Regions from separate parts of the Homo sapiens genome. Here region 2 is linked to region 1. A link is an interaction called in ENCODE POLR2A ChIA-PET data of the cell type or tissue named here. Cell type or tissue: PC-9. All regions are shown on one strand. Links, peaks and the distances in the headings refer to the core of each region. The heading gives the core; the rest is flanking DNA. Region 1 has its middle 41 kb from the start of LINC00682. Region 2 holds the start of PHOX2B (paired like homeobox 2B).

Region 1 (15,529 bases), core at 7,753-10,252:
GTCTTTGCTATTGTGAATAGCACAGCAATGAAGCTGATATGATTCTATACCTAGAGAATCCTAAAGACTCTGCCAAAATGCTCCTAGAACTAGTCAACAACTTTAGTAAAGTTCCAGGATACAAAATCAATTGTACAAAAATCAGTAGCATTTCTATACACCAAACAGTGTCCAGACTTAGAGTGCAATCAAGAACAAAAAGTTTAAAAAATTAGCTGGGTATGGTTGCATGTGTCTGAAGTCCTGAGGTGGGAAGATTGCTTGAGCCCAGGAGTTCGAGATTACAGTGAGCTAAGATCATGCAACTACACTCTGGCCTGGGTGACAGAGTAAGACCCTGTCTCAAAAAAAAAAAAAAAAAAAAAAAAAAAAAAAAAAAAAATATATATATATATATATATATATATATATATATATATATATATATAAAATAAAATAAAAAGAACAGAATGTTCCTAGGATTGATGTATGGATACAAGGAATTCTTGCATTCTTTTTATTTTAGATGCTTGGTGTATCTCAAAGGGCAAAGAGTAAAAGTAATTTCCCCAATGAGAAGGAAAAAGAAAAAAAAAGAAGCATCTTTCCAAAAGTTCAAATTACATTTAGATGTGAGGACATTTTACTGGAGGAAGTTAAAGCTTATGCTGAAAACTGTGATCGCTCTGTAGAGAAGCCTCGGTGAGCAGCCATGTGACCTTGACCAAGCCTCCTATCCTCTGTTTCCACTATTTCACTTACAACATGAGAAACAAGTTTCCATCAAAACTAAAATTCTCTAATTGTGCAATTTCATCTCATTGTAGAAAAAACTGGCTTGAATTACCTTAAAAATAAGAATTATAAACCACTGAAAAGGAAAGGCAATTGTGTTAATTTTAAAGTAACAAGATACAATATTATGTATGATAAATTTTGTGTTGCTTAGTAGAGGTCTTTTGGGGGGCCTTGATTTAGGATTGAATAAGATTTGTAGTTAGAATATAGATTATTTAAAGTCTCTTCTGTGTTTTGGTAGACATCACCGTGGCAGACACATTGTGGCTGGCTGTCCACTGAGCCTGTTTCTTCTTCCTGGACACATACCTAGGCTCTCTTTCTCAGCCTCCTTTACAGTGAGGTGTGGTCACAAGTGTTCTGGTTGATGGGGCATCAGTGGAAGTGATATGTACCACTTCCAAGCCTGGCCCATGGACATCTCCCACCCAGGATCCTCCAGCCTCTTGCCCTTTGGCCGCATTTGGCAGCACTGTATCCTCATAAGTTTTATGTTAAAGATGGCAGAGCCACAGGTGGAGGGATTCTGGGTCCTGAGTTACCACTTGGAGGAGAGCTGCTGACCAATCAGGGACACCCGTTTTGGTCTTTTCCTGAGCGTGAAATAAGTATCTATCACATTTGATTCATTATATGGCTTGAATTTGAATTATATGCTATTAATGTGTATTTAACTAAACAGTCCTCACAAAATCAAAATGTGGCTTAAAAGAGAAACTGCAGATTGAAGAGAATGCTAATGAATGATTCAAGAAAAGCAAATAAGAATATGGCAGAACCAGTGTTTCTCCTATTCAGAATATCTTTAGGAAGAACGGGTTTGCTAATAAGAAAAAGTTTTATCCTCCCCCACATTCTCCAGGAACTGGGCCAATCACTACAATACTGACACTAGGAAGGCATCAGAGTATGGTGGAAAGAGTAGAGACTTTGGATTCAGTTAGCCTGAGTTTTACCACCCAGTGCCTCAATTTTTCTATTTGTACTTCAGTTTCTTCATCTGTAAGATGGGGATAACATATACTTCGGAGAGTTAATGTGAGAATACATGCAAAGTATTCAGAACAGTGCTTGACACAAAGATGTATGTAAGTGTTTATTAGTATTGTTATTGTTGCAAGGATTAACTGGAATATGGGTAAAGATTCCTCACATTGCAGACACTCATTAAATGACAATAATGCACGAGGCAAAGATGTTTGGCAATACTTGTTTGCACATAAAAATGGCAGAATCTTAGTTTGACACTTTCCACATACACAATACCCTATCGTTCAGACATTTTATTTTAATCCAGTTCAGTTTATCCAGTATGTGCTGGTCTGATGTGAAATAATTTGATTCCATGATTTAACAGTTATTGCACTGAGAAAAAAATACAGCCTATAGAAATAAATTTGTCCTTCAAGACCAAAAGTTGAGAGCTCATGTGTTATGCTGCCCTCTTCATATTGAGCTGCACAGCAAGTGCTGTACACCAGACTATGAAGAGTAAGGCCGGACATGCTTGCCCTGTTAGCTAGGCAAAGTGATAGACACATCGTTCAGATGGTAGAATATTATTTTGAATTGTGTCCTTTTACTAGTAAAACATTTTTGAGCAGGTACTCTCAAAATAAGTATATATTTATCTATAAACTATCTATACTTAATGTTCACATATGTAAGTATACATACTTATGTACTATACACTAGTATCCTTATATAGCATTAAATTATATACAGAAAAGTAGACATTTTAACAGGATGAAATAAACGAATTAAGTATAGTATAAAAGTTATTCCTAATTGTGATAGCTTCATACTATCAGTAGCTAATACCTCAAGGCTAAACATATAGGTAGGGTGAGTTTCATTGTTAATGAGAGTGTATGTTAATTCATATTTCAATTAGGATAATTTCTTGATAATTTCAAAATTGTTTGGCTGACTCATGTCAGATATGATTAGATCATCCTTTTTAAAAAACTTCATATTGTAGCTGAAGAGCCTTTCTAGGAGTAGAAGGGTAAATTCTACCTTTTTCTTTTCTTCCTTTCTTTCTTTTTTTTTTTCCCCCTGGGACAGAGTCTTGTTCTGTGGCCCAGGCTGGAGTGCAGTGGCACAATCTCGGCTCACTGCAACCTCCACCTCCTGGGTTCAAGCAATTCTCCCTGCCTCCGCCTCCCAATTAGCTGGGATTATAGGCGCCTGCCACCACGCCTGGCTAATTTTTGTATTTTTTAGTAGAGATGGGATTTCTCCATGTTAGCCAGGCTGGTCTTGAACTCCTGACCTCAGGTGATCTGCCCCCCTCAGCCTCCCAAAGTGCTGGGATTACAGGTGTGAACCACCGCTCCCTGCCGAATTCTACCATTTTCAAATTGCATTTGCTTCATGTATTAGTCTGTTCTGGAACTGCTATAAAGAAATACATAAACAGGGTAATTTATTTAAAAAGAGGTTTAATTCGTGTGTGGTTTTGCAGGTTCTACAGGAAGCATGCCTGGGGAGGCCTCAGGGAACTTGACAATCATGGCAGAAAGTGAAGGGGAAGCAGGCACTTCTCATATGGCCAGAGCAGGAGGAAGAGAAGGAAGGGGGAGGTGCTACACACTTTTAAACAACCAGATGTCATGAGAACTCACTATCATGAGAACAGCAAGGGGGAAATCCGCCCCCATGATCCAATCACCTCCCACCAAGCCCCTCTTGGTGGGCGGGGACACAACTCCAAACCACATCACTTCATTATTATGATATTCATTTGTGGTTTCTCCTCTTAAGTAACATTTCTACTTTTCTAGTTCAGTTAAAACTGCTAAACACAATTCTTATTTTTTATTTTATTTTATTTTTGAGACAGGGTCTCAGTCACACAGGCTGGAGTAAAATGGCTCAGTCATGGCTCACTGCAGCATCATCCTCCTGGGCTCAATCAATCTTACTGCCTCAGCATCCTGAGTTGCTGGGATTACAGGCACATGCCACTATACCCAATTAATTTTTTATTTTTTGTAGAGATCGGGTTTCGCCATGTTGCCCAGGCTGGTCTCAAACTCCTGGGCTCAAGTGATCTGCCAGCCTCAGCCTGACAAAGTGCTGGGGTTGCAGACGTGAGCCACTGTGCCCGGCCCTGCAAAACATAATTCTTAACCTATTAAACTGGGGCACAATCTAAATTGCACTGTTTCAATATGCCTCCAGCAAACAATCATGTGAAGAAGGCTGCAGATGCCCCTGCCCTTTCCTTGGGAGAGCCTTTTGGACACATGAATCTCTGACAGAGGGACTGAATGCAAAAATGTCAATCCACACATTTTTCAGGTTACTCAAGTTAGATTTTTGACTTTTAAGCCTAAAAGTGTAAACACAAGTAGAAGTTCTAATATTTTCTTACTGAATATCCAAAAGATCACTGGGGAACCTCACCTCACTTTAGTCTGCACGTGATGTAGACTGTTTCATTCATTCTCTTGCAACATCCTGGCTGTGGAAGTTGTTGACTATTTTTCTGAAGATCTCTGGCATGATCTGAATCTTCTTCAGATCTACCAGATCTTCCTCATGGGAAAGAGAATGTTATGTTCTGTAACATGACGTTTGTAATTGAAACCTTAGCAATGGAGGCAGGAGAAAATTGAGCAGCTGGTTTAAGGCCTGACCTTGGAGGCTGGTGAGCACAATGGGGAAGACACAGGTTTGGGGCATCAATCAGACCATGATCCAAGTCCTGGCTCTCCTGCCTACACATTGTGAGAACTTCTGGTAAGTTAAGCAATCTGAACTTCGACTTCCCCATCTGAAAAAGGTGGTAATACCTATGGCGTTAGTTAGGATAAAATTAGGTTGCTGTTAAAAGAGAGAGAAAGAGAAAGAGACCTCAAAATAGAGTGACATAAAAAGATACAGTTTTAGTTCTCTTTCATGTAAAAGTTAGGTAGGTGGTCCAGGGCTAGTATAGTGGTTCCACGGTGTCAGGAACCTAGCTTCTATGTTGTTTTTTATTCATCCTCTGCACTACTTGGCTTCCCTCTCATGTTAAAATGGCAGTTTCAGTTACTGCCATGATGTCTGATTCCAGACAGAGGGAAGAAGGAAAGGGAAAAGAAAAGACACACTGCTTTTCCTTTAAGGGCATGGCTTGGAAGTATTCAAATCCACCTTAGCTACATGGCCACACCTAACTGCAAAGGAGCATGGGAAATGTAGTATTTACTGGTAGTGTGTGTCTAGTTCTAGGTTTCTGTTACTAAAGCAAGACAGGGAGAATGGTTATTGGGGCACAACTGGTGGTCTCTGGAACACCTCCCTCTCAGGATAGTTGTAGGGATTAAATGGCACCATTTAGCATAGAACTGGGCCCATGGCTAAACAACAAACCTAAAGATCACCATGGTTATCATCATTAATCTCTGAGTCTTTTGTTTTCTCCTAAGCAAAGTGAATATTGATTGATTATTCCATTCTGTAAACAGGCATTGAGTAGTCTTGTGGCAGGAATCTTGTGGAAGGAATGTCCTGTCTATGCTAACACAGTGAATGGGTTCTGGAAAGTGTATACATTATTGTTCAATTGCAGGGGATAATTCTTATTACTTTCATGTTGGGATCTTCTGAGGGCCTTGTATCACAACTAAAAAAAAGGACGAGAGCCATTGCAGTACATTGAGCTCCATAAAGACAGCGTTGGGGAAAATGAGAACTGGATGGGCACTGGGGACTCTGTGCTTTGCTGAGGAAAAATAAATAAACATGGGCCAAACAGATGCTAAGAAGCCGAGAGTAAAAATGTCATAATATTCCCTCCCTGTGCAAACTTGTTGAGAGGAGCCCAAGATGAAGCACACAGATGCTTCAGTCAGCTTCTCAGAATATTCTAAGACATGCTCAGAGAGGTGAAATAACACGTCTGCTAAAAAGAAAGGAAAAGTTGAAGACACGGCAAAAGCAGGCAAGGCCATTATGAAAGAGAAATGAAAGCCTATATCCATCCATCTTCCTGAAAGAACATAAGCTCATTCTTTTTTATGGCTGCATAGTATTCCATGGTGTATATGTACCACCTTTTCTTTATCCACTCTACCATTGATGGACATTTAGGTTGATTTCATGTCTTTGCTATTGTGAAGAGTGCCTTGATGAACACAAATGTGCACGTGTCTTTATGATAGAATGATTTATATTCCTTTGGGTATATACTCAGTGATGAGATTGCTGGGTCAAATGGTGTTTCCGTTTTAGGTCTTTGAGGAATCATCACACTGCTTTCCACAATGGTTGAATGAATTTACACTTCCACCAACAGTGTGCAAGCATTCCTTTTTCTCTGTGACCTTGCCAGCAACTATTATTTTTTTACTTTTTTCTTTTTTTTTGAGACAGAGTCTCTCTCTTGTCACCCAGGCTGGAGTGCAGTTGGCTTGATCTTGGCTCACTGCAACCTTCACCTCCCAGGTTCAAGCCATTCTCCTGCCTCAGCCTCTGGAGTAGCTGGGATTACAGGCGCCCACTACCATGCCCAGTTAATTTTTATATTTTTAGTAGAGACACAGTTTCACAATGTTGGCCAGGCCAGTCTCAAACCCCTGACCTCAAATGATCTGCCCACCTCGGCCTCCCAAAGTGCTGGGATTACAGGCGTGAGCCACCATGTCCAGCCTATTTTTCGACTTTTTATTAATAGCTATTCCGACTGTTGTGAGATAGTATCTCACTGTGGTTTTAATATGCATTTCTCTAATGATCAGTGATGTTGAGATTTTAATTCATACAACAAATACCCACGACACAGGTTCACCTATATAACAAACCTGCATGTGTATCCCTGGACTTAAAAGTTTTTTTAAAAAAAAGAAAAAAAAACTTATTATAAACCAAAAAGCAAACAAACAGAAAAAAAAAGAAAGAAAAAAATAAGAAAACCTATATACCTCCTAAAGGAAGACAAAAAAGAAGTTCAAGGATCCCAGTGCCCCCAAGAGGCCTCATTTGGCTTTTTTCTTGTCCTGTTCTGAGTATTGCCCAAAAAATAAAGGAGAACATCCCAGCCTATACACTGTGATGTTGTGAAGAAACTGGGAGAGATGTGGAATAACACTGCTGCAGATGACAAGGAGCCTTATGAAAAGAAGGCTGTGTGGCTGGGTGCAGTAGCTCATACCTGTAATCCCAGCATTTTGGGAGGCTGAGGCGGGTGGCCAACATGGTGAAACCCCGTCTCTGCTAAAAATACAAAAATTAGCCAGGCGTGGTGGCAGGTGCCTATAATCCCAGCTACTTGGGAGGCTGAGGCAGGAGAGTTGCTTGAACCTGGGAGGTGGAGGTTGCAGTGAGCCAAGATCGCGCCACTGCACTTCAGCCTGGGCGATACAGCAAGACTCAGTCTCAAAAAAAAAAAAAAAAAAAAAAAAAGAAAGAAAGAAAAGAAGGCTGTGAAGCTGAATGAAGGAAAAATAGGAAAGGGTATTTCTGCGTGTTGAGCTATAGGAAAGCCTGATGCAGCAAAAAAGGGAGCCATCAAGGCTGAACAAAGCAAGGAAAAGAAGGAAGAGGAGGAAGATGAAGAGGATGAGGAGGAGGAAGAAAATGAGGAGGTAAAGATGAAGAAGAAAACAATGGTGACTAAGTTGGTTCTAGTGCAGTTTCTTTTCTTGTCTATAAAGCGTTTAATCCCCCTGTACACAACTCACACCTTTTAAAGAAAAAAAAAATAGAAAAGTAAGGCTGTGTAAGATTTGTTTTTAAACTGTACAGTGTATTTTTTTTGTATAGTTAACACACTACTAAATGTGTCTTTAGATAGTCCTGACCTGGTGGCATTTTCAGTATCCACTAACCTTTCCCGGTACAGTATGGGGGTTGTAAATTGCCATGGAAATTTAGAGTAAGTTCTTGTTGGTCCACAGCACAAATTAGTTATATATGGGGATGGTTGTTTTTTTCATCTTCAGCTGTCTCTGACGCAGCTTGTGGAAAACCATTTTTGTTCTGTTAATTGAATACCATTTTGTAATTGAAAAAACAGTTGCAGCTCCTTTGTTGACCTTCTCAATGCTTCTAAGTAAATAAAGTTTTTTATTAAAAAAATTAAAAAAGACAAAAAGAAAAGTTCAACTATTTTTATCATGAACGTAAAAAATTAAAATACCAGGAAAACAGACTGATGGGTAGATCTCCTTGAAGGACCGGGGATGAGAAGGAATACAGCAAAATGGGAAGTACCTGGACCGGGGAGGCAGACAGACCTAGTGTATTAGTCAGCTTATGCTGTAATAACTCTCAAAGTCAATGGTTTACAACAATACTTCTTACTCCCAGATCTGTGGGTTGGCTGTAGCTTTGCTTGGCTCTGCAAGCACTTTTCACCTCTTCACTTTTGCTGCACAGATCTTCATTCTGGTACCTCTGTCTAGGGCACATTCTTGCCGCTGATGGTGGGAGCCCACGAAGTCAAGCAATATCATGTCAGTGCATTTAGAGCCTGTATTTGGATGTTACCTGTAGCATACCCACTAACATTCCATTGACTAAAGCAAATTATATGTATTATTCGTTCACAAGTATTTATTCCTTTCTCACCCTTGCAGTGCTTACCTGTAAGATGGAAGTATTTTCATCTTTCTTTTACAGGTAAAAGAAAAGAGAAGTTCTACTATTTTTACCATGAATATGAAAAATTAAAATACCAGGAAAACAGACGGATGGGTAGAACTCCTTGAAGGGCTGGAGATGAGAGGCAATACAGCAAAACGGAAAGTACCTGGACAGGGGAGGCAGATAGACCTTGTGTATAGGTCAGCTTATGCTGTAATAACTCTCAAAGTCAGTGGAAGTTTTTTTCCATCTTACAGGTAAGCATTGCAAGGGTGGGAAAAGAATAAATATTAATATTTGTGAACAAGTAATACATATAATTTTCTTTAGTCAATGGAATCTTAGTGGGTATGCTACAGGTAACATCCAAATACAGACTGAAACATCCATTACAGTCTACACTACAGTTTGGATGCCTAACTACCTATGTGACCATAGGCAAGGTGCTTAGCCTTTCTGTGACTCATTTATAAATATGAGTCACGTAACCCACACAGTTGCATTTATTAAGTGAGATAATCCCTATAAAGCAGTTTTCCAATGGCATGTCACAGATAGATTATCTATGTGTTGTGATAGTATATTTCTCGGCCCACAGAGTAACTGGGTGAGGCTTGGGGCTTTCCAGACCCTCAGCCAGTGGCCTCCTGCCACAAGCAGCCTTGGTTGTGTACTGGGTGCACAAATAGTATCATTTCCTGTGTGCACGATGTGAAAAATGTGAGCAAGAACTGGAAAGTAAAGCACCTAGATGGTGCCTCACACTTAGTACGTTTTAAACCAGAAGCAACTGTCATGACTGATAGATGGAGCAGCAATGGGGAAAGCAGTTTTGATGGCAATGAGGCCACTGACAGAAGACAATTTCCCTTCCCAGCAGCTTCAAGAAAACTCCACTTGATTCTTGGCTGTTTTGCTCTCTGTGACCCTATAGGGGTCATGACCCCCTCCTCTGCAATTTGAGCAATCCCGGGGAAAGAGGATGCAGAGGACAATGTCCAGAGCCCCAGCTCTGGGTGACCAGAGTTGAAAGTTGAATCTAAAAATATGTCTTGCTATAGAACACCAATTGTGGAGCTTATTACAAATCTGCCGAAAAAGGAATTCCTGGAATTGTGCTCGTCTGTCATTTGCTGGAAGACACAGCACCATTCTTGATCTGGCACGTGGTTGAGGCTGACTTGGAGAAGTTGGAGCCTCTCACTGCCTCTCAGGCAGCCTGAGAACGTGAAGCCAGTGCTTTGGGACTTTCTCCATTGTTTTTTATTTTTATTTTTTTGAGACGGAATCTCACTCTGTCACCCGGGCTGGAGTGCAGTGGCCTGATCTCGGCTCACTGCAAACTCTGCCTCCTGGGCTCAAACAATTCTCCTGCCTCAGCCTCCCAAGTAGCTGGGATTACAGGTGCATGCCACCACGCCCAGCTAATTTTTGTATTTTTAGTAGAGACGGGGTTTCACCATGTTGACCAGGCTGGTCTCGAACTCCTGGCCTCAGGTGATCTGCCTGCCTCAGCCTCCCAAAATTCTGGGATTACAGGTGTGAGCCACTGTGCCCAGCCTTCTCCATTGCAATCTATGCTGGCTGCTGAAATAATCTTCTCTCACTACTACAGAGATGAATATTATTGTATAAACCAAAAACCTAGTGCAATAGCCCAAGACATTTGACAATGTTGCTAGTCTGTTGGCTAATTATACTGCTAGACAAAGCATATTTCCATGGCACACAGAGATATTTTCCTATTATTTTTCTCTTATGTTTTCCTACCATCCAGGTATAGTCAGGGTCTGGTATCCAAAAATATATATAACAGTTAAGATGAACATGGAGAACTGAAGTTTTTAAACTAAAAAAGTTGGATTCAATTTTCATCTTATTTTGGAAACTGCTTTAACTTAAATGATTTCCAAGCCATGACCATTTGGTTGGCATGGATTTAGCATTCTTGTATTCATTACTTTGATAGACATGTATTGAAAGCGTTTTATGTGTGAGATCCTTGAGATGCAATGATAAATAGGGCATTATCTCTGGCCTCAGGGAGCTACGTAGCAGAAGTTGAGTGTTTAACTAAAGACACGTTATTCTGAAATTTTACAACAACCATTCCTCTTCTAATACCTTGCACTGAGTAGAAATAAACTGCATAAAAATTCTCTGGTAATTAAACAGTACACATTTTTAAAGTGTTGTTCACTCAGTAAATCCCCTTCTCCAAATCATGTGTCATAATGAGAATCTCCTATTATTTTTCTGTGGAGGAGGAAAAAACACTTGGTCAGCAATGTTGTTAAGGGAACAGGGACATGGACATTCTCATATACTGCTGATAGGGCTGATAGGGACCTAAATTGGTTCAGGCTTTCAGGAATGGCAATCTGGCAATATGTAAATGCCCTTCAATGAAAGAATTCCTTAAATAAATTATGGAATCTCTGTGTAAGGGAATACTGTGTGCATCATTAAAAAGTGATGCTCCAGATAAATAATAAAATGGAATATGTTGCTGAGTGAGAAAAATACAAAACGGTAGATACACACTGATTCCGATTGTGTGTTTGTATGTGTACATGTGTGAAGTACCTTTTTTTTTTTTTTTTTTTTGTGACGGAGTCTTGCTCTGTCGCCTAGGCTGGAGTGCAGTGGTGCAATCTCAGCTCACTGCAAGCTCCGCCTCCTGGGTTTTAAGCAATTCTCTCTGCCTCAGCATCCTGAGTAGGTGGGATTACAGGCACCTGCCACCATGCCTAGCTAATTTTCGTCTTTTTAGTAGAGACGGGGTTAGGCTGGTCTTGAACTCCTGATCTCAGGTGATCCACCCGCCTTGGCCTCCCAAAGTGCTGAGATTACAGGTGTGAGCCACCACGCCCGACTTTTATGTATCTTTTATGCATAGAAAAAACTTGGAAAAAGATAATCCTGGCTGGGCGTGGTGGCTCATGCCTGTAATTCCAGCACTTTAGGAAGTCTAGATGGGAGGACTTCTTGTGCCCAGGAGTTTGAGACCAGCTTGGGCAATATGGTGAAATCCCATCTCTACAAAAAAATACAAAAATTGCTCAGGCATGGTGGCATGTGCCTGTAGTCTCAGCTCCTTAGGAAACTGAGGTGGGAGGATCGCTGGAGTCTGGGAAATCAAGGTTGCAGTGAGCTGAGCATTCCAGCTTGGGTGACAGAGGGAGACCCTGTCTCAAAAAAAAAAAAATAAATAAATAATAGAAATAAAAAAATTACAAATCAGTTTGTGTCAGCTCCAGGGGGTGAAAATGACTCCAACTAAAAACATCTACTTTACTTGGCATTACTGAAGATCAGGTGTGGTTAGTTGGTGGAATTTCTACCAATATAGAATTTTCCAACTAAGCCAATTGAAGAGGCAGCTTCAAATTTTTATTTTTGCAGGCAATGAAATTAATGGCAATGGGGCACACTCTCAGGAAGAACACAAGCTCAGCTCTCTTAAACAAATCATGCCATCTTTTGCAAATTGTTATTGGAAATCTGGAAAACAGGCAGCTGGGAGTGCTGCTTGCTGGAACACCATCCAGAGTTAGGCCTGGGTTAGGGCTATTGTTGGCGTGAGCTCATGTCTTCCCCATTTAGGTTGTTGAAATAACATAGTTCAAGAGAGCTGATGTCTAATCTCAGATTTTAAAATAAATGTTGGTTTTTAAATTTTAAATATTGTTTTAAAATATATTTTAAACATACTAAAACATAGAAAATTATATAGTGAACACCACTTTTATTACCTTATTTTCTTCAGATTTTTTCTCCCATCTTCAAACTTAAATATTATAGATACAGTTGAAGCCATCTCTGAATTCCCTCCTTTTTTCCATTCCCTGCTGTCCTCCTTAGAGATAACTACACAAATTGTGTTCATCATTTCCATGTTTGTTTTAGTAATTTTTCCACATATTTTGCATCAATGAACATAATACATGTATTAGTCGGTCCTCATGCTGCTAATAAAGACATATCCCAGACTGGGTAATTTATAAAGGAAAGAGGTTTAGTGGACTCACAGTTCCATATGGCTGGGGAGGCCTCAAAGTCATGGTAGTAGATGAAGGAAGAACAAAGGGATGTCTTACATGGTGGCAGGCAAAAGAGCTTGTGCAGGGGAACTCCCCTTTATAAAATCTTCAGATCTCATGAGACTTATTCACTATCATGAGAACAGTATGGGAAAGACCTGCCCCCATGGTTCAATTACCTCCTACCAGGTCCCTCCCAGGACACGTGGGAATTATGGGAGCTACAATTCAAGATCAGATTTGGGTGGGGACATAGCCAAACCATATCATTAAAGCATTACTTTCTAGACTCTTTTTGGGTATTTTCTAGATTTATGCAATTTGCTTTTTTTTGTTGATTTGTCTACATTGATAGTTATAATTTATTCAGTTTGACTGCTGTATAGTATTCCATTGTATAAATATGCAACAATGTACTTCTCCATTCTTTCATTGATGGACACTTAGAGTGTTTCCAATTTTGTTTCTGTTTTGCTATTTCCAACAATGCTGCAAGGAACATTCTTGAACTTGTAACCTTATCTAGGGTGTATGCCTAGGAGTGGGCTTGCTGGGTCACAGGGTAAGTGCATCTTCAACTTAACTGGGTACTTCTATAGCCAAATAGTTGTACCATTTTATAGTCCCACCTTAAGAGTATGAAGCTTCTCGCTAATCTTTGAAATTGTCATTAAGTTTTTTTTTTTTTCCAATCTGAAGGGTGTAAGATGATTTCTCATTGTAGTTTAATTTGTTTTTCCTAATTAATACTGAGGCCAAACACCTTTCTATATGTCTATTGGCCTTTCAGTTTTTCTTTCCCATTAGTGACTTTGATCATTTTCTTAATGGGTTGTTAATCTTTTTTCTTCTTGGCTTATTTTTATCTTATCTTTAAAAAATAAAAAAAAAGAAATCCATCTGTTCAACATATTTTTCTTGAGTAAAATTGAATGTTAAATGCTATGAAAGACACATGAAAAAGGTGTAGGCTCTTCCAGGCAAGTACCCAATTTATGCTATTTTTGATGGTAAGGAGAGAAAGTTCTCCTTTAACATTGTATGTGTTGCAGTAGGATGAAGCTTTACCTCATTTCTGTTTTTCTCTTAAGGGTTATATCAGACTATTCTTAATAAAAGTACAAAATTATCTGGTGATAATTATTGCTGTATTGCCCCTTGATTATCCCAAATAAAGCACAAATTCTAGACTCCAGAATCAGAAGATAAAGGAAGACAGCCATGTTCCCCCAAGGTTATCTTGTGCTCATGATGCAGCAGCACAGTGGGATGGTGAGGGGTTTGCAGAGAATGACTAATGCATTAATAAGCCTTACATGTACCTCCCACCCCCTTATAATTGCATTTCTTTCATTAGCTTTTACCCAGCTGGTCTGAGTTGCACAAACAAAATATTGTATAAGATCGGCCCATTGATGGTAAATTCGGAACAATTTTTGTAAAACTCTTGCCAAGTTACATACTGACCCCAGGGTCTTTAAACCAGCCAAAAAATGTTAAGTAAAAACTGAATTAAATCTATTATCACAAATTTGTGCCCCATAATCTGATGAGACTTCCAGATGTCCAGGCCGAGACCATCTGCTGAATGTCTGTGGGCACACACTCCCAGAACATGTGCACAGCTAAGGATTACAGGCTGAGCTTGGAGCTTGAAAACTGGGCAGTTCCTGCTTAGACAGAAAAGCAACAAAGGAAAAACAAATGAGGTTTTTCTTTTGAGAGTTCTTCTTTTTTAAAAAAGCAGACAATTTATTTTTTTAATGTCTCTATATTCTAATTTTTGTTTAAGTACTCCTTAAAATTATTTACTTTTTTATTGATATATAATAGTTGTACAAATTTGGGGGGTACATACCATCATTTGCTTTCTGTTTAACTGGTCAGTTGCTTTGTTCTTGAAGTCAAATGGCTTTTTCCAACATATAATGAGATGGGTTTATTTCTCTCAAAGAAAATAGACTGTATGATTTCGAATATTTTATTTTCTTTTTTTAAAATTTTGTAGTAGATATCTGAAGACCAGATTTTGAATATTTTAACAACTAAACTAACAACAAAATCTTTAGAAATCAGTTTCTCTTTTTGTTTGTTTGTTTTGTTTTTTTAGAGACAGGATTTCACTTGGTGGCCCAGGACGGACTGCAGTGGTATGGTCCTAACTCACTACAGCTTGATTATAGCTCACTGCAGCCTTGGCCTCCCAGCCTCAAGCAATCCTCCCGCCTCAGCCTCCTTAGTAGCTGGGACTACAGGCACATGCTGCCATGCCTGGCTAATTTTTTTCTTTCTCTTTTTATAGAGACAAGGTCTCGCTATGTTTCCCAGGCCGGTCTTGAACTCCTGGCCTCAAACAGTCCTCCTACCTTAGTTCCCCAAAGTGCTGGGATTACAGGCTGAGCCACTGTGCCTAGCCCAGGAGTCAGTTTCTGACTTAGACTTGGTAATAACTCTGAGTAGCATGTTTTGTTCATTACCGTATCTTTGTCTTGTGTCAGGATTCCAAGAAAACCGACTCTCAGAAGAAGATATAAGGGCAGGAGGTTTATTGGAGGGTGCTCTCAGGAAGAATGTGAGTGAGGGAGTGAGAGAGGCAGGACTGAGCAGGGGAGAAGTTGAAGAAGTTGGACTGAGAGGCAATGAGTATGGAGGCCTCAGCTTTGGAGCATGGATGGTGTGACAATTAATTTTATGTGTCAACTTGGCTAGGCTATGGAGCCCAGTTATTTGATCAAACACCACACTAGGTTTTGCTGTGATGGAGTATTTCAGATGTGACTAACACTTAAGTCAGTAACTTTCAGTAAAGCAGATTGCCCTCCATCATGTGTGGTCTTCACACAGTCAGTTAAAGGCTTTAAGCTCATAGACTGAAGTGTCCCAAAAAAGAGGGAATCCTCCTCCAGATTATCCCATTGACCTTGATGTAATTATTACATATTGTATGCCTGTATCAAAACATCTCATGTATGCTGTAAACATATACACCTACTATGTACCCAGAAAAATTAAAAATAAAATTATTATTTTAAAAAAGATTGCAACATCAATCTTAAGACCCTGCCTGAGTTTTCAGCCTGCTGCCCCATGAAAGTCAAACTCAAGACTATAACAGTCTCTTCCCTGGGTTTCCA
Region 2 (15,529 bases), core at 12,466-14,965, 91 kb after region 1:
TGCTTAGTTTTTTACTCAGCTATGGAAATTTATATTAATCCCTAGAAATTTTCTCAAGAGGCCCAACTTGCCAATATCTTTTTGAATCCAGACTTTGTCACTAAAACTATTCATTGTCCCACTTAGTTTCATATAATCTGCAGATTCGTTAAGTATTTGTTCTATATTTTAATCTAAATCATTGATTAAGATGTTGTACTAGACGGAACCCTGTGCCACTCCACTAGAGACCATCTTCTATGCTAACATCAATTTACTAATCAGCATTCTTTGGGTTCATTTATTCACCTAACTGTTGTTAATTCATCTAATGGTACTATTGTTTAGTCCATATTTCTCCATCTTGTCCACAATGATATCATGATAGGCCTGGACAAATGCTTTGCTAAAGTCCAGATGCATTATGTCTCCTGCATTCAGCTGCTCTCGAAATTCACTAACGCTGTCAAAGGAAATGAAGCAAATCTGACTCTTCTTCAAACACACCATGCACTTTGATGATTCTGAGACTTTGCTCATGTTCTTTTCTCTGCCCAGAATCTTTTTCCATTCCACCTGTCTACTCGACTATTTCTGTTGCTCAGATGTCACCTCCTCAGTGAAGCTTTAGTGCTTGACTCCAGACATAATTATTTCATGCCTGGTTCATTTTTCCAAAGCTCTTTATACATAGCATCATGTCCCAGCTGTTTGTTTATGCTTATTCTCCTCTCCCTCACTAAGAATGAGCCATGTATTATTTAATAGATGTTTGATGACTTCAATTCAACTAGATCCTGGTGCCTACTAACAGTCTCTTCCTTTCGAAAATACTCATAAATCACTCATTCCCAAGTCCAATCTAGCAAGCACAATGTGCTCCCTAAGTACCAGTTCCCAAGAAAAGGAACCAGGGCTTCTTGGCAAAATGGCTGATGCCAGGTCTAGGCATAAAGTGTAAAAGATGAGCCTAGAACATCTTGGCGTGCCAGTCAGTGAGGAAGCTATCAAAAGCAAGGAAGCTATCAAAGATAAAGAAACTATCGAAGACGATTAAGGGTTGTCAAAAACTGAGAAGTCAAACTGAAGAGGTTTCCATTGTCAAAGCTTGGATAATATGATTAATAATTAGAATAATTACTGCAATGAAAGAAAATACATAAAATATGTCTAAACGCATGAGTTCATAATAATGGTAAATAAAAGGTAAGAATTCAACATTTATCCTGCCTTTTCATATCTTACCATACTAACCATACATTAGGGATCCAATAGTTGAAAAAGGAACTATTTTCTTTATAGAAGCATTCTAACTAATAAATTAACAAAGAGTGATATAATTAGAATATCACCATTTTACACCTACTAAATGAATGAAGTAATGTAGTCTAAGCCATGATGATCCATGGCTCCTAAAATCCTTAGGTAAAAAGCTGATGAGGAACTTTACAATGGATGGTTCCAGCTGACAACACCTAAACCCCACAGATCAGACCTTACATCCTAAAAGGAGAGACAACTAGCCTCCTGGTATGGTGCAGGAGGAAGTACACAGCACCACCTACGTGGTATCCTTACTAAAAACTTGCACGTGGCGCTATCAAGACTCTAGATTCAACTAGCAGTTTACAGCAATAATAGGATTTAGAGTGAAACAACTCCATGGGGAGGCGACTGCGGGAAATCCTAAGTGCATATGACCTGCTTCCTTCCTTCCTTTCTCTCTCTCCTTTCCTTCCTTCCTTCCTTCCTTCCTTTCTCCCTCCTTCTCTCCCTTCCTTCCTTTCTTTCTTCCTTCCTTCTTTTTTTTTTGACAGAGTCTTGCTCTGTCACCCAGTCTGGAGTGCAGTGGTAAAATCTCAGATCACTGCAAACTCTGCCTCCTGGGTTCAAGTGATTCTCCTGCCTCAGCCTCCAGAGTAGCTGGGATTACAGGCGTGTGCCACCATGCCCAGCTAATTTTTGTATTTTTACTAGAGATGGGGGTTTCTCCCTGTTGGCCAAGCTGGTCTCGAACTCCTGATCTCAGGTGATTCCGCCCACCTCAGCCTCCAAAAGTGCTGGGATTACAGGCGTGAACCACCACGGCGCCTGGCCTGACCTGCTTCTTCTAGATAAATTGCAAGGAGGAAAAAAAAGGGGGTCGGGAGAGGAACCTATAGATCAAAAAAGACTTAAGAGCCACAAAAATCAAATGCAAGCTTGGACCAGGCTTGGATTCTGATTCAAGTAAACCAACTAAAACGAATGTTTGTGAGATTATCAGGGGAATCTGAACATCAGATATTTGAGGATCTTAAGAAATTATTATTAATCCTGTTGGTATCATAATAGTACTGGGATTGTGTATTTTAAGAAAAGATCCCTTATCTTTTAGGGATAATACTGAAATATTAAATATAATTTCAGAGGAAATGATATGATATCTTAGATTTGCCTCAAAACTACCTAATAGGGAGGCAGTGGAGGTTGGGACGAGGGGTGGAACAAGAACAGTTATGAATCAATTATTGTTCTATATGAGTAAGAGGTTCATGCTTCCTTATATTGTTCTCTCTTCTTTGAACATGTAAAATTTCCCATAATTATCTTTTAATCCAATGTAAAATTTTACCTAAAATTGTTATTGAGCTTACAGACCTGTTTCAGGACACACTTTCCCTTTCTGAAAATTTAAGCATTTGCCAGAAGAGCAGTTTTTTCATTCCTGCCTGATTCTCCATGATACCACAAAAATCACAGTCGTGTGGCCATCACAATGACCAGTTCTCTTGGTCCTCCAGGACAGGGTTCTTGCAGAACTCTTTAGAGTAGTTGGACCCTTCCCAGTCACTCTGTGCACATAGGGCTCTGGCCTCTGTCACCAGTGTTCACACTAGTCGTTTCCATACTGAAGCACATTCTCCTTGACAGAAAGGACAAGATTAAAATAAGAGTTTTGGGCCGGGCATAGTGGCTCACTCCGCCTGTAATCCCAACACTATGGGAGGCTAAGGTAGGAGGATTCCTTGAGGCCAGGAGTTCGAGACGAGCCTGGGCATCATAGTGAGACTCTGCCTCTACAAAAAATTATACAAATTTTATACAAAAATTATAAAAATAGCCAGGCATGGTGGCATTCACCTGTAGTCTCAGCTACTTGGGAGGCTGAGGTGGGAAGATCGCTTGAGCCCAGAAGACGAAGGCTGCAGTGAGCCGTAATCATGCCACTGACAAAAAAATAAAAAATAATAAAATAAAATTTTAAATAAGAGTTTTATTCAATTTTCTTTGTCATTTATCAACATTGAAAAACTACAATACCTTTTATCATCTGGCTCTAAACATACACAAAAGGATCCTTTGTCATCATTAGATTTTTATTTTTTAAATAAAGCTGGACTGGGCCAGGCATGGTGGCTCACACCTGCAATCCCAGCACTTTGGGAGGCTGAGGTGGGTGGATCATCTGAGGTCAGGAGTTCAAGACCAGCCTGACCAAACATGGTGAAACCCTGTCTCTACTAAAAACACAAAAATTAGCTGGGTGTGGTGGTGTACACCTGTAATCTCGGCTACTCAGGAGGCTGAGGCAGGAGGATCTCTTGAACCCAGGAGGCGGAGGTTGCAGTGGGCCTAGATTGAGCCATTGCACTCCAGCCTGGGTGACAAGAGGAAAACTCCATCTCAAATAATAAATAAATAAATAAATAAAGCTGGACTGGGCATTTTTCCTCTATTTTTCTAGATCTCTGTTATTCTTAAAAATTACCTGTTCCTTCTTTCCCTCTTTGTCTTAGCATCACTAGTTTCTTTTGGCACCCTCTCCCCTTTGTTCAGAATTCTTGCTCTTTTACAATAGCACAGTAGAAAGAGAATGGGCTAAGCTTTTTTGATGGAATTATGCAATGTTGGTGAGTACTGGAATGTGGACAGTGTCATATTCTACTCTAGAAGTATAAACTGGTATCACTTTCCTGGAAGGCAATTTTACAACTCCAAAGCCTTTTTAAAAGTGTGTACTTTGTGACCAAGGAATTCCATTTTTAGGAGTTAATCCTTGAGCTTCAAATCACTAACAAGTAAAAAAAAAAAATTGATCCTAAGCATATGGATGCGCACAGAGATTTAGCTAAAAGAATGTCCAAGACAAAATTTTAAATATATTTTAAAAATTAGAAGCAACTTAAATACCAAAAAAAAAAAAAAGCAAACAAACCAGGGTTGCCTAAATAAACTATGGTTTATCTTGCAGTGGAATATCATCTAGCCAAAAAGATGACATGTCAGGATATTTTATGATATGGGGAGATGTTTATAACATAAAATTTAAGGGAGAAAGGTTGATGTTTTTAAATTTAAAAAAATTAAAATTTTTCTAAAAGTGAGAAACATGAACAAAACAGTTGATAGAGAATGTTTCTCATTTTTTTAAAAAAATGTATGCATGAAAAAAAAGACCGAAAAATTATATGAGAAAGTTAAATTAACTCCTTTTATTTTATTCTCCTTTCCGCACACATGCTATAATAATTTCCATAATGGATATTTATTATTTTAAAGTAAAAACAAGGAAGTAATCAATGAAATAGGAAGAGGGTACACAGGGCCAACCTGGACCACATCACAGTTTTCTCCCTTTGTCGGGTGCAGCCTGTTCTGGCCTGACCGCCTCTCATCAGCAACCACTGACCTCCCCTTGGAGGGGCTTTGCTGCCCCATCTCTATGTGCAGAGACCAGGGGGCAGCAGCAGTGACTCTTAGGGGGTTTTCAGCAGGTAGGAGGAAGGCTCCTACCTGCCCAATAGCTGCTAAAAAAGGAATTTGCCCCAAGAATGTGGGCCTGGCCAAGGCAAGGCCAAGAAGTCCAATCTGTCCTCAGCTCTGTCTCTGCAAGGGCACAGTCTGGCCCCACCCTGGGGTTGTTTTAGAGCTTGGTGGCTCACCTCTCAGCAGTTAACACTGTTCATTCAAGAGGTTTCCCTGGGGTTTGGGTTAAAGCCGTTGGCCTCTGCTCTGCAGTCTCTTGTGTGACTCACTGTGCTGTTTTGTTCATTATTATGTACTACTTCCTTCCTAGCAGCCTCCCTGGCTCTTCTTAGAAATCTCTTTTCCTCCTTCTCTTCCTCAAGCCCAATTTCAATGATAAAGATTTATGAATAAGCAAGGGAGTTGGCAGTGTGTGTGATTAGAACCCTTAGCCTTAGAGTTCTCTAGACTGCGGTTTAACTTACCAGAGTAAACAAATCAGAGAGAGAAACAGAAAGGGGAGACAGAGGGAGAGGGAGAGGGAGAGGGAGACGGAGAGGGAGAGGGAGAGAGAGAGGGAGAGAGAAAAAGAGAGAGAGAGAGAAGAAAAGAAGTGTGTGTTTTAAAAGAAAATAAATATTATGCATTATATCTAACAGGGGAAATACTACAAACATGCATCACTGTGAGCATTTTATTGTCTTCTGGCTCCTAAGGTCTAGGACATGTGGTGCCTGTCCCTGAGTACTGGATTGCATTTGTCCTAAATTCTGAATCAGCTGAAATACACATTAAAATGCATGATGCTGCAGCACCTTACTGGCAAACCCCACAAACCTCCTAAAGAAAACAAAATGAGACAAACAAACAGCAGCACCAGTAGGGTCTTTCGAAAGCCCAGAAAAAGAAATATTTTTAAAGTTTTTGAATTCTAACTCATTTTTATATGTATTTCAAGGCTGAGTAGTTTAAGACATTGAATGATTCCAGTGTTCCCGACATGCCTTTCAGTTAGCTCCCTTGCTGTGCTGACGAAGAATGCAAGAACATGTTATTGGAGTTAATTCTGGATATGATGGAGGCAACATAGAGCCCTTGAGTACCAGGACCAAGGCAGCTTTCTTGTGGGTGGACGAAATCGGCATCTTCATGGTGTGACAGGAACAACATAGGAAAGAGCTGTCTAAAATAGCTGCCCCCACTTCTAAAATACCTGCTGTGTCACCACCAGTACTTTCTTCCTCTGTGATACTGGGCTCTCGGTATCTTCACTTGAAAATACACCTGGTGGAGATAACACACAAAATCCTAAGACCATCATGCAAAGGATGGAGGAACAGAAGACAATCATTCTTCTCTCTCCTGTTCTTCATGGAGCCCTCTTTATGAATCTCAAAATACTACTTTGATTTCCCACTGTACACACTGTCCCTTATGTCCTTTCTTTCACTAAGAATACATGTAGAGAAGGTTCCCAGACAACCCCCTCTCCACCAAATCAATGAACAGAATGTTAGGACTGAAAAGAATTTCACAAAATTCTTATTCTGATCCCTGAAGCAATTAGGGTCTTTCCCCAGCTTAAGCAGTGACAGGTCCAATGGCCAGTCCATCCAGTGTTAGTTCTAGACCCTGCAAGGTCAGCACCCAAACTTTCTTGTGGGTGTCCCCACTTTCAAGACCAGCGGCTCCCCTTCCTCTAAGATGCCTGCAGTTCTTGGGTTTGCTTCATCTCAAAAATTAGCTTTCAAGACAATATCTAAACCACTTCTACTCTAAAGTACAGATTTCTAGCACATAGTAGGTAATTAATAAATATGGGTTGAATGAGTGAATGAATGAATGGATAATATCATCAAGTGCTGCCAAACCCAGAGAAATATGTTATTGAGGATCACTAAACCCAAGTTACTGAAGTGAAGGTCTTGCCAGAAAATGTGAGAGAGGGTTTTTGCTTTGAGGTATCTTCCTGGGTCCCCTGAAATCCCAGCACTGTGCAGGACTGTAGGTTCTCCCTGTGCTAAGACTCTACTTCTCTAACATCTCTTGCATCCCTTTACTTCTCTTTGTCCTATACTGCTATTCTCTGGCTGAAAAATATATTATTCCTTAACTAGCATTGTGCCACAGCCTTCTAATTTATCTCTTGGCTTCCCTTTTCCATCATGCCCTCCTCCCCAAATCACATGACCTTGCATCCATAATCCTGTAGGGTCTGATTCCAGATCTATTGCTCTTATCTTGTATTTCATCACACACCTCTTGGTGTGTTCCAGCCCCTATCAGTTCTGCTCTAACCAAAAGCTAAACTGAACTACTTAGAAATTCTCAAACACTCTGTGCTCTCTCTAGTTTTGGAGTCTTTGACTGCCGCTAACATACTGGGAAACATCTTTTCCACTTCATCACCATTTGCTCACTGCCACTCACTGCTTAGTACCCAGTATAGATGTCACCTCTTCCAGAAGCCTTCCCTGAGACTCTAAGGAAATATATGTCCATTGTGGGTCAGCTGAGATCTTTACTTCATGATGTCCTCACTCTGGAACTCAGGCTAACCAAGCAGCCACCATCTGGAGCATAGAAGAGAGCAAAAGAGGGAGATTGGAGACTTGGATGCTAGCTCTCAAAGCTTCCACCTGGAAGTCACACTTTAACAGTTCCATTCAATTTTCATTGCTCAAAGTAAGTCACATGGCCATATCTAACTTCTAGGGGGCAGGGAAGTGAAATCACACTATATGCCTAGAAGTGAAAAGAAAGAGAAATGTTTGTAAAACAACCCTAGTGATTTACATATTCAAGTAAGTGGAGGCCCGGAAAACCCCCAGTGGATCTGATAACCTTACTGAAAAATATTTAATTTGCATGAGGGTAGTGGAAGCCATATTACAGGAAGCTATGGAGTGATCGAGAAGTAAAGAAATAATAATAGTGAGAAGAGATAGCTCCTTCAAGATGTTTGACTGTAAAGGGCAGATGAGAGGTAAGTGGTGGTGGTGGGTTGTGGCCAAGGAAGGATAACAAGTTGGTTGGTAATTTGTATGAGTGTGGTTTGAGCATGTTTAGAGAACAACAGGATATGTCCAGATGGGCAGATGAGAGTTTGAAGATCCATGAGAGAGGAAGAATTGGGTAGGATCCTTGAGCTAGCGGAAGGGATCAAACTCCAAAGTATGATAGAGGGATTGGCCTCAGATGAGACTAGGCTTCCCTCCTCCAAGTAGCAGAAGCAATGGAGAAAGAGTGAGTGCAGAAGTTGATCGATTTCTAGATTGAAACACAGGAGGTTGAGGGAATTCTTGTTCAGTGGCTTCTCTTATCATTTTGAAATTCATTTATATAAAGCTGTCAAAATGTGTTCCACTTAAGAGAAATTTAGGAAATCATTATGAGAGAGAGAGAGAGAGAGAGAGATGCTCCTTTGTAACACTTGTGATTTCCTAGAACAATGGTTAGGAGGATGTTAGCATATCTCACCTCCACCCCACCCCCACCCCGTGCCACAATTGAGCCCAATTTTAGGCACCATGGCAGTTTTAATTGCCAAATGCAATCTCCTAAGCACATGCATGAGCCTGATGAAAAATGGTTCATCTATAGTAGTTGGAAGTAGGAGTTTGAATATAGCTGTTAAATGAAAATCTGTTTCTGCACAAACTTACCCAAAAATATACCGAGATATTATTAACTCTGAAGGCTTTGCCCTTACTTTCTTCTTGTCTTCAACCTGAAAATGATTTCTCAGCCCATACGAGACTCACACAGCTCAGGTCATTGCTTGGCTAAGAAAGATAATCTTGTCTGACCATTTTCTTTGGAGCATAAGAAGATGCCTTCAAGGTCTTAGGACATTGCTACCTTAGGATGCTGCTCCTCCAGTTATTTTGGGAGCTGCTGGCTCAAAAAAATCATAATCCCCTCTGCACCCTGCAAGCTTGGTCAGGGCTCATGATTACTTTTTTTCCTCCTTCTTCAAATAGGTTTTTTTTTTTTTCCCCTGGGTTTAAACAGAAAGGGCTTCCTGGCTAATTTAATTTTGGTTCCCCTTTGTTACAAGCAGATGTCACTTTTACATCTGTGTCACTTTTACATCAAATGCCCCATGTCTCCCCCCACCAGCCCAGCAGATGTTACTACTATTAGCCAAACTCCAGCAAAAAGGTAACAGGCAGCCCCTTCTGCTAATTATAGCATTGTGGGAGTGAAGAGAAGGGGAGGGGAGGAGTGGAGTGGGGCTTTGAAATGTCCTTAAAAGTTCTTAAAAGAATGGATTTTGGAGATCTGTACACCATCACCTATATAACACATACACATGGGGTACCTTCAAAGTTAACCCAGATACAGAAACATCATCTATGAGTTAGCCATAAAAGTTCAACCCAAACCCACACAGCTAGCCCACTGCAAATGCCTTTCAAAGTGAGATCACCCTGAACATACTGACATTTACATACAAGATAAAGCACCATATTAATTATGCATAAATACCATATATAATATTATAAGACAAAACATAATTAACCTATCTAATACAAATACACCTTCCAGTAAATTCCTAAAAAATAAAATTTTCCACCTGGTTGCTTTCTTTTCTCCCATTTGATATCCTAGAGCCTGCTTTTTGATTTAGCCTACCCTCTTCCACATGTATTATAAACATGCAATAGGAAAAATCCTGTGTCTATGCACCATCTAAATCTCAAAGTCAAGTGTTTAATATACAATTCAAGGAGACTTACCAACATCATCATCATTGCCATCATCATAATACTGGTGGCTAACAGTCACTGGATTCTTTCCATGTGCCAAGCACTGTGTTAATTGCTTTGTATACGCTATTGTCAATCAGTTAATAATTGTTAGTCTCACAGTGCCAGGAGGTTAGTTACCAGAACCTCAAAGAGTTTCTATTATGAAACGTGTATCATGGTTGCTAGGCAAATGGAAAGTGTGGTGGATTCTAAAATGCTAGGAAAATGTAGTGGGTCATCAGATGTGGGGCTGCTGTGACTGGTATGCTTTCTGTTCTGGGGAAATGGTGTCCCAGTAAATTCTGTCTAGGTTATTTTCTTAGCGCAGGTGAGTGGGAAAGGCTGCTGTCTGCAGAAATCTTTTTGGAGAAGCCCAAGGACAAATCTTGTCTATTCTTTCTCGGTTGAGAGAAATGTTGGTTCTGAGTTGAGTATGCCAGACAGTAGGCTAGCTGTGCTGGGATAATTTGGATGCAGCATCAAATAAAGCAATCAAAAAGAAAATTCCTCTGAAACTCTCACTGGTATTTAATATTTTATTCATTCCCATGTTATTGTGCTTCGCCTGCGGTAAAACAGCCTCAAAACAGCCTCCTAGGAGTGAGGCATTAGGAGGCTGACAAGCATTTTCCCATGAATCGCTACTACAATACAATGGCATTTTGTTTGCTGTTTTGTTTCCTTGTCTTCTAACATTCTTTCTGACTTTCAAGGAAAAAAGGAAGAAAAAGAAACCCTCCTATGAATGGTGAAGAAAAGGAAAGAAAAGTTTCTTTTAAACTTTCAACCTTTTTCAGTTGGTATTGAGTAACATGTAAACATTTTTTTTTTCCTGATAGTATATATGCTGGTAATCTCTTCCTTTTTGGTGCTTTAAATGGCCTTTTCCCCTCCTTTTATCACATAGCATTGCTTTTCCATTATTGATTCAGAAAATCGGCAGGGGGAAAAAGTCAACCGTGTACGCATACTAAGAAAGGGAAGGCAGAGGCAGATGGATCCAACTCATCCATCTATCCATGTGGTCATTTATCTATCAATCCATCCTGTTACCCACCCGCCTCTATTAAAATAAATAGTAGGCACTGTACACATTGCTGGTTGGCTGAAGTTGTGATCTGGACAAAAGGTCTGTTTGGGGAAAGGATGCTGAAGCTTAATTCTATTTGTGCCGGTTGAAAATCAGGAGGGGTTTTTCTACACTTCACTTTTATTAGATTATTTCTTATAGATGGTTTCTTTTTTCCTCCCAGACGCGTGGTGGAGGCTCCTGAAGCAGTTGGTCTATAGTTGGAATAATTAAATTAACCATTTAGTACAACTTTTAGGGGAGAGCTCGCGTGTAGAAAGCACAACTGGAACAAAACAGGGCGCTGGGGCTGGGGCTCTGGCCTGGCCCAGCCCCGCACGCCTTTCATCTCCAAGCAGAAGCAGGACCCCGGGCCACAAAAGACGGGCAGAGGGACGATAGGCCAGGGGTGGTGGGGGAGGGATGGTGACACTGAACAAAATAAACCTACAAGGTCTACAAAGGGGAAAATGAAGTCAAGCGCATTTGCTCATCCGACCGTGTGGGCCCGGCGCTGAAAGGTCTCCTGGTACAAAGGCGAGAAGGCTCACGGCACCCCGACCCGGGGCGGCCGGCAGCAGGGGGCGCCCGGCAGCAGGGGGCGCCCAGAGAGGGCTGGCGAGGCGTTCCGGAACCGCGGGACGGGAAGGGACCCCAGGACCGGGAGGGACAGAGCCCCGGGCCTGCCCCTTGACCGCCCCCCGGGCACCCTCCCCGGCCAAGCACTTCCCTTGCCAGCGCCCTTCGGCTGAGACCTCGCCCAGATCCCTTAGCTTCTCCTTTTGACACCCTCTGATGCCCCGTCAGCATCCAGGTCCCCTGAGGTGCCCACTGAACTCCCCACCCCAACACTCCCTTTCGCTCAGGAAGTGCCTCTGTGCACCACCTAAATTTCCAAGTTCCACATCTTCACCTAAGAGCAATCCTCAGAAACTGGCAACATGAACCCCTCTACTCCGAGCTCCCAGCACTTTTTAGGTCCTAGTCTCGCCTCCTCCCCAAAAGCTAAAGGGGCCTGGGAACTGTCAGCAAACTAGGACCCACGGCGAAATTGCCCTGCCCTGCACTCGACTAGGGCGTAGGGATCAGGCCCAGGGCGCACAGCGGTGGCGCGGCACCCGGCCGTAGCTTCCGGAGTAGAGCGCGCGCTCTGCACCACGCGGAGACACACCCCAGGTGCAGTAAGGCTCTAGTGCCAAGCGGGGTGTGAACCTGGTTACTGTCAAAAATAGGCCTTGGAGCCGAAATTCATCACCTCCTGACCACCCCTGGTCACTCTCTTCTGCAGGGAAACGCGCTTAAACCCTACAGCAGAGGAGCGGGCTGGCGGTGGACACCCCGGCCTGTGCTCCCTACATCCACATCTCCTGAGTGCAGGCCTCGGCGGCAGAGTTGCGTTCAGAAAACCAGCAAGCACATCCCCCAACCCGAAATCCGAGGGAACGAAGAAACTTGGACGATCTCAGCCTTGTGCTTGACAACCTATCCCCCACCTCCCTTAAGTGGTTGGGGAGGGGGATGAGCGTGGGGGAAATTCCATGTGTGGAGTCCAAAGGGATACAGCCACCTCCCGGCCCAAATGCAAATTCATATTCATGAGAGCGGGATAAATAAAGACAAATCTCCGCTGTAATAGCACTTGGATTCGCATCCGTCTTTGCTGGCCTTTAGGTTTAGGGGACTGAAGACAGATGTTTGCATCCCTTTTCTCCTCTTGTCTGGTGACCATAAAGAAAAACCATTTAGAGCGTTGCAATTTGTTTCCCGCCGCAGTAAAACCTTGTATACATTTATTTTCATTTCACCCCCGTGCACAAAAAAGTGCACACTGGTCACCAAGGGCCCTTCTTTATCAAATACGCATTGTACAACATACAACTGCAATAAAACTATCAGCCCTCCCCATAAAACTATCACCAGGATCCTCGGTAGGTCCGGCTCCCTGCACTCCCGACTTTAGCGCTTCCTCACGCCCCGAGGATTTGCAACCACCTGAAACGAGCCTGAAACTCACCCTGCAAAGAAGCACAAGGCTGGGGGACCGCTGTCCCCGTTTAATCCATTACTGCGTCCGCGGCAGTTTAGTGCGCAATAAAACACGGTGGCAGGGGAGAGCGGGAGCCCATCCACTCCCCGGCACTAGCATCGAATTAAACCACTTAGTTTGGCAAACACTGAACGCCTAAATGCCCCTATAAAGACTTTATGAGTTTGTTACTTTAATTACTGACTTGTTACAGAGCACATAAAGGGGGTAATGAATGCAATAAAACTAATTATCTACACATTTAATTCATATAAAATATCCAGGGTTTGTTTACACCACACGGCGATTCAGCTAAGCTTTCCCCCTCTTGTCCACCGAGAGGAAGGATTTAATGAAATAGTTTCCCTTATTCTGCTAGGGCCTAACAAACCAAATGAAAATTACCCTCCGCTTAAATCATGGGGCCACTGAAGTCCACAAATCACTGCTCGCTCCTTTGTCTGTGCCTCGCTGCCAGCACCCAAAAGCCTGAGGAATCGGACAAGAAAGGTGCCCGACCTGGAGCCCTTGCCTGGGCATTTACATGGCAAGAATTTCCCTCACTACAGTCCGCAAACCTAAAAGGCAAACAGACACAATCCCCGGGTCTGTGGAGGATTGTGGGCACCTGAAAAAAAAAAAGAGGCGAGAAAGAGGGAGAGCGCCCGAAAGAGATGAAAGAGGAGATACATTTGGGTACACTTCATGCTCGCTTGCCAGTTATGGTGTAATTAAAACGAACAACCTCACAGAAACTCAAACCAACCAAGGCTTGCGCTAATGCAAACAGACAGAACTGAGAGCAAAGAACACAACGGTCGAGAATCCAGATGTTTCACATTCGAAAGCTTTCCTCAGATTTTTTTATTATTATTTTTAAGTGGCTGTATACCCTGAGTCTCTTGAAAGCACATTTAGCTGCAAGAAGAAATGCAATTTATAAGATGCTTTCTCTCTGTCTCTCTTTTTTTTAACCCCCTCTACCAGGTGTATTTTTAAAGAAATCCGCTTATCGTTCACATAAACCCCCTTGGCCCACTTACTCTATGTTACAGGGCGCCTGAGTCTTGCCAATGTCCCAGTCCTTTATAACATTTCATGCACTTCGGGGGGTAGGCTTGTTGTTAAATTGAGCGTGTAACACTCTTACAAAACAGGTTTTCTATGACATCAAGGTTTCTTCTCCCTAACCGAGGGGGAAAAAAAGAAGAGGACGAAGAAGGGGGAAAACACACACACTATCTCAATTTATGCCTAAGGTATATGATCAGTTAAAAAGGCTTAAAAGCTCGGGGAAATTGGATCAGGGAGAATCGTCACCCAACTTTCATTATTTCCAAGTAGTGTGATTGAATTAAAGGGCAGGGAGCTGGTTAGAAGGGAGGATCAGGGGCTCGGTGCGTAATGGTGTGGTATTAAATTCTAATTAGAGATGCAGGAATCAATGATAGGGAGGTTGGACAGCTCAGTTCCCCAGTGCCAGCCCAATAGACGGATGAGTTATTGTCATGTAAAAAGCGCCAGCAATAAGACCAACCGCTTTGCTATTGTCCAAGTGGAAAGAGCCAAGTTTATTATGAGGACTATATGCTCTAGAGACCTCAGACAAGGCATCTCATAGGAGGCTTTTTCATAAAACTAGGCTCTGCTGGTAGTAAGGAGGCCAGTTTGGAGGCAGGCGTTGAGCTGTGCACATCTCCCCACTCCAGCCACCTTCTCCATATCCATCTTTTATTTCATTTTTCCACTTGGCTGAGCCATCCAGAACCTTTTCAATGTATAAAATGGAATATTCTTACCTCAATTCCTCTGCCTACGAGTCCTGTATGGCTGGGATGGACACCTCGAGCCTGGCTTCAGCCTATGCTGACTTCAGTTCCTGCAGCCAGGCCAGTGGCTTCCAGTATAACCCGATAAGGACCACTTTTGGGGCCACGTCCGGCTGCCCTTCCCTCACGCCGGGATCCTGCAGCCTGGGCACCCTCAGGGACCACCAGAGCAGTCCGTACGCCGCAGGTAAGGACCTTCAGCTTTCTCAGCGGAGGAAGCCGCCTTTCCGCCCGTATATAGGAAGCCTTGATTGCATTTGAAAATGGAAATGTGTTTAGTATTTACCAAACGAAATTTGCTTACACAAATGAAAGAATTTATCACGTTAGAAGCGATTGCAGGGAGGGGTAATTCACTTACAGGGTTACACTATCCTAGTCACACCCGAACCGCCAACAAAATTATCTTAAGCTGCCAAAATGATAGGCATAATTTATTTACTTTGCGATGAGACGTAAAGCTTAGAAAATAATTAAATAACAAAGAGTAAAGCTCATTACTGGCAGTGTCTCTTTTTTTAAGAACCGACAGCGGCTCACACCTCTTTGGCTGGTCATTTTTATGATTATTTCTTTAATTTATTATTATTTTTTTGCAGCTCTTTCCCCCAACTTTTGAGCCGGGTCAACTTTCTGAGAATTGAAAAGTTCCCAAAGTGGGACTGTTTGGTAACTTCTTTCCTGGCTCCCTGATATTCCGACTGATGTTTTTGGATTTTTTTCCTCTCTGGTTTTTTCCTGCTGAAAGCACTATCTCAAGTCCGTCACATCGCGCTGTTTCAATCCACCCAAAGGCGCTTGTGCCAGAAAGGACTCCGCCAAGCCCGAAGTTTGAGCCCAGGTTTCCGCAGATAACAAATTTCCTCGGTTTCTTCCCGCAGCTTCTCTCGGCAACTCTCTCGCGCGGGTGTAGGTAGCGGCTGCCGTATGACCTGACCTTGGAGTCCTCACATTCTAGCTCCACGGCCGGCGAGCTGCCGGCTGATTTGCTCACTTTCTGTCTCCTCTGTCATACTCTAGTTCCTTACAAACTCTTCACGGACCACGGCGGCCTCAACGAGAAGCGCAAGCAGCGGCGCATCCGCACCACTTTCACCAGTGCCCAGCTCAAAGAGCTGGAAAGGGTCTTCGCGGAGACTCACTA

Evidence for each region. ChIA-PET counts read pairs that join two places held together with the same protein. Peaks named below come from ENCODE experiments on the same cell type or tissue, not always from the same donor. Only the 100,000 strongest peaks of a DNase experiment are listed, where the experiment ranks them.
Region 2: POLR2A ChIA-PET joins it to region 1 with 9 read pairs; 4 of 35 experiments call an interaction of 5 or more read pairs at or near these places.

The regions. Positions count from the first base shown.
Region 1 is chr4:41,833,933-41,849,461 of GRCh38, reverse strand. It overlaps the pseudogene HMGB1P28. Among named protein-coding and RNA genes, the nearest start is that of LINC00682, 41 kb to the left of the region's middle. In PC-9, for the core only: no CTCF peak of the experiment used is centred there; a DNase peak (open chromatin) is centred at 8,831.
Region 2 is chr4:41,747,413-41,762,941 of GRCh38, reverse strand. It overlaps PHOX2B (paired like homeobox 2B), which reads left to right and starts at 14,217. Exons shown (of 3, transcript NM_003924.4): 1 at 14,217-14,572; 2 at 15,406-15,529. The coding sequence starts at 14,332. It overlaps PHOX2B-AS1 (PHOX2B antisense RNA 1), which reads right to left and starts at 14,593. Exons shown (of 4, transcript NR_187403.1): 1 at 14,356-14,593. In PC-9, for the core only: no CTCF peak of the experiment used is centred there; no DNase peak of the experiment used is centred there; H3K27me3 peaks cover 2,399 bases.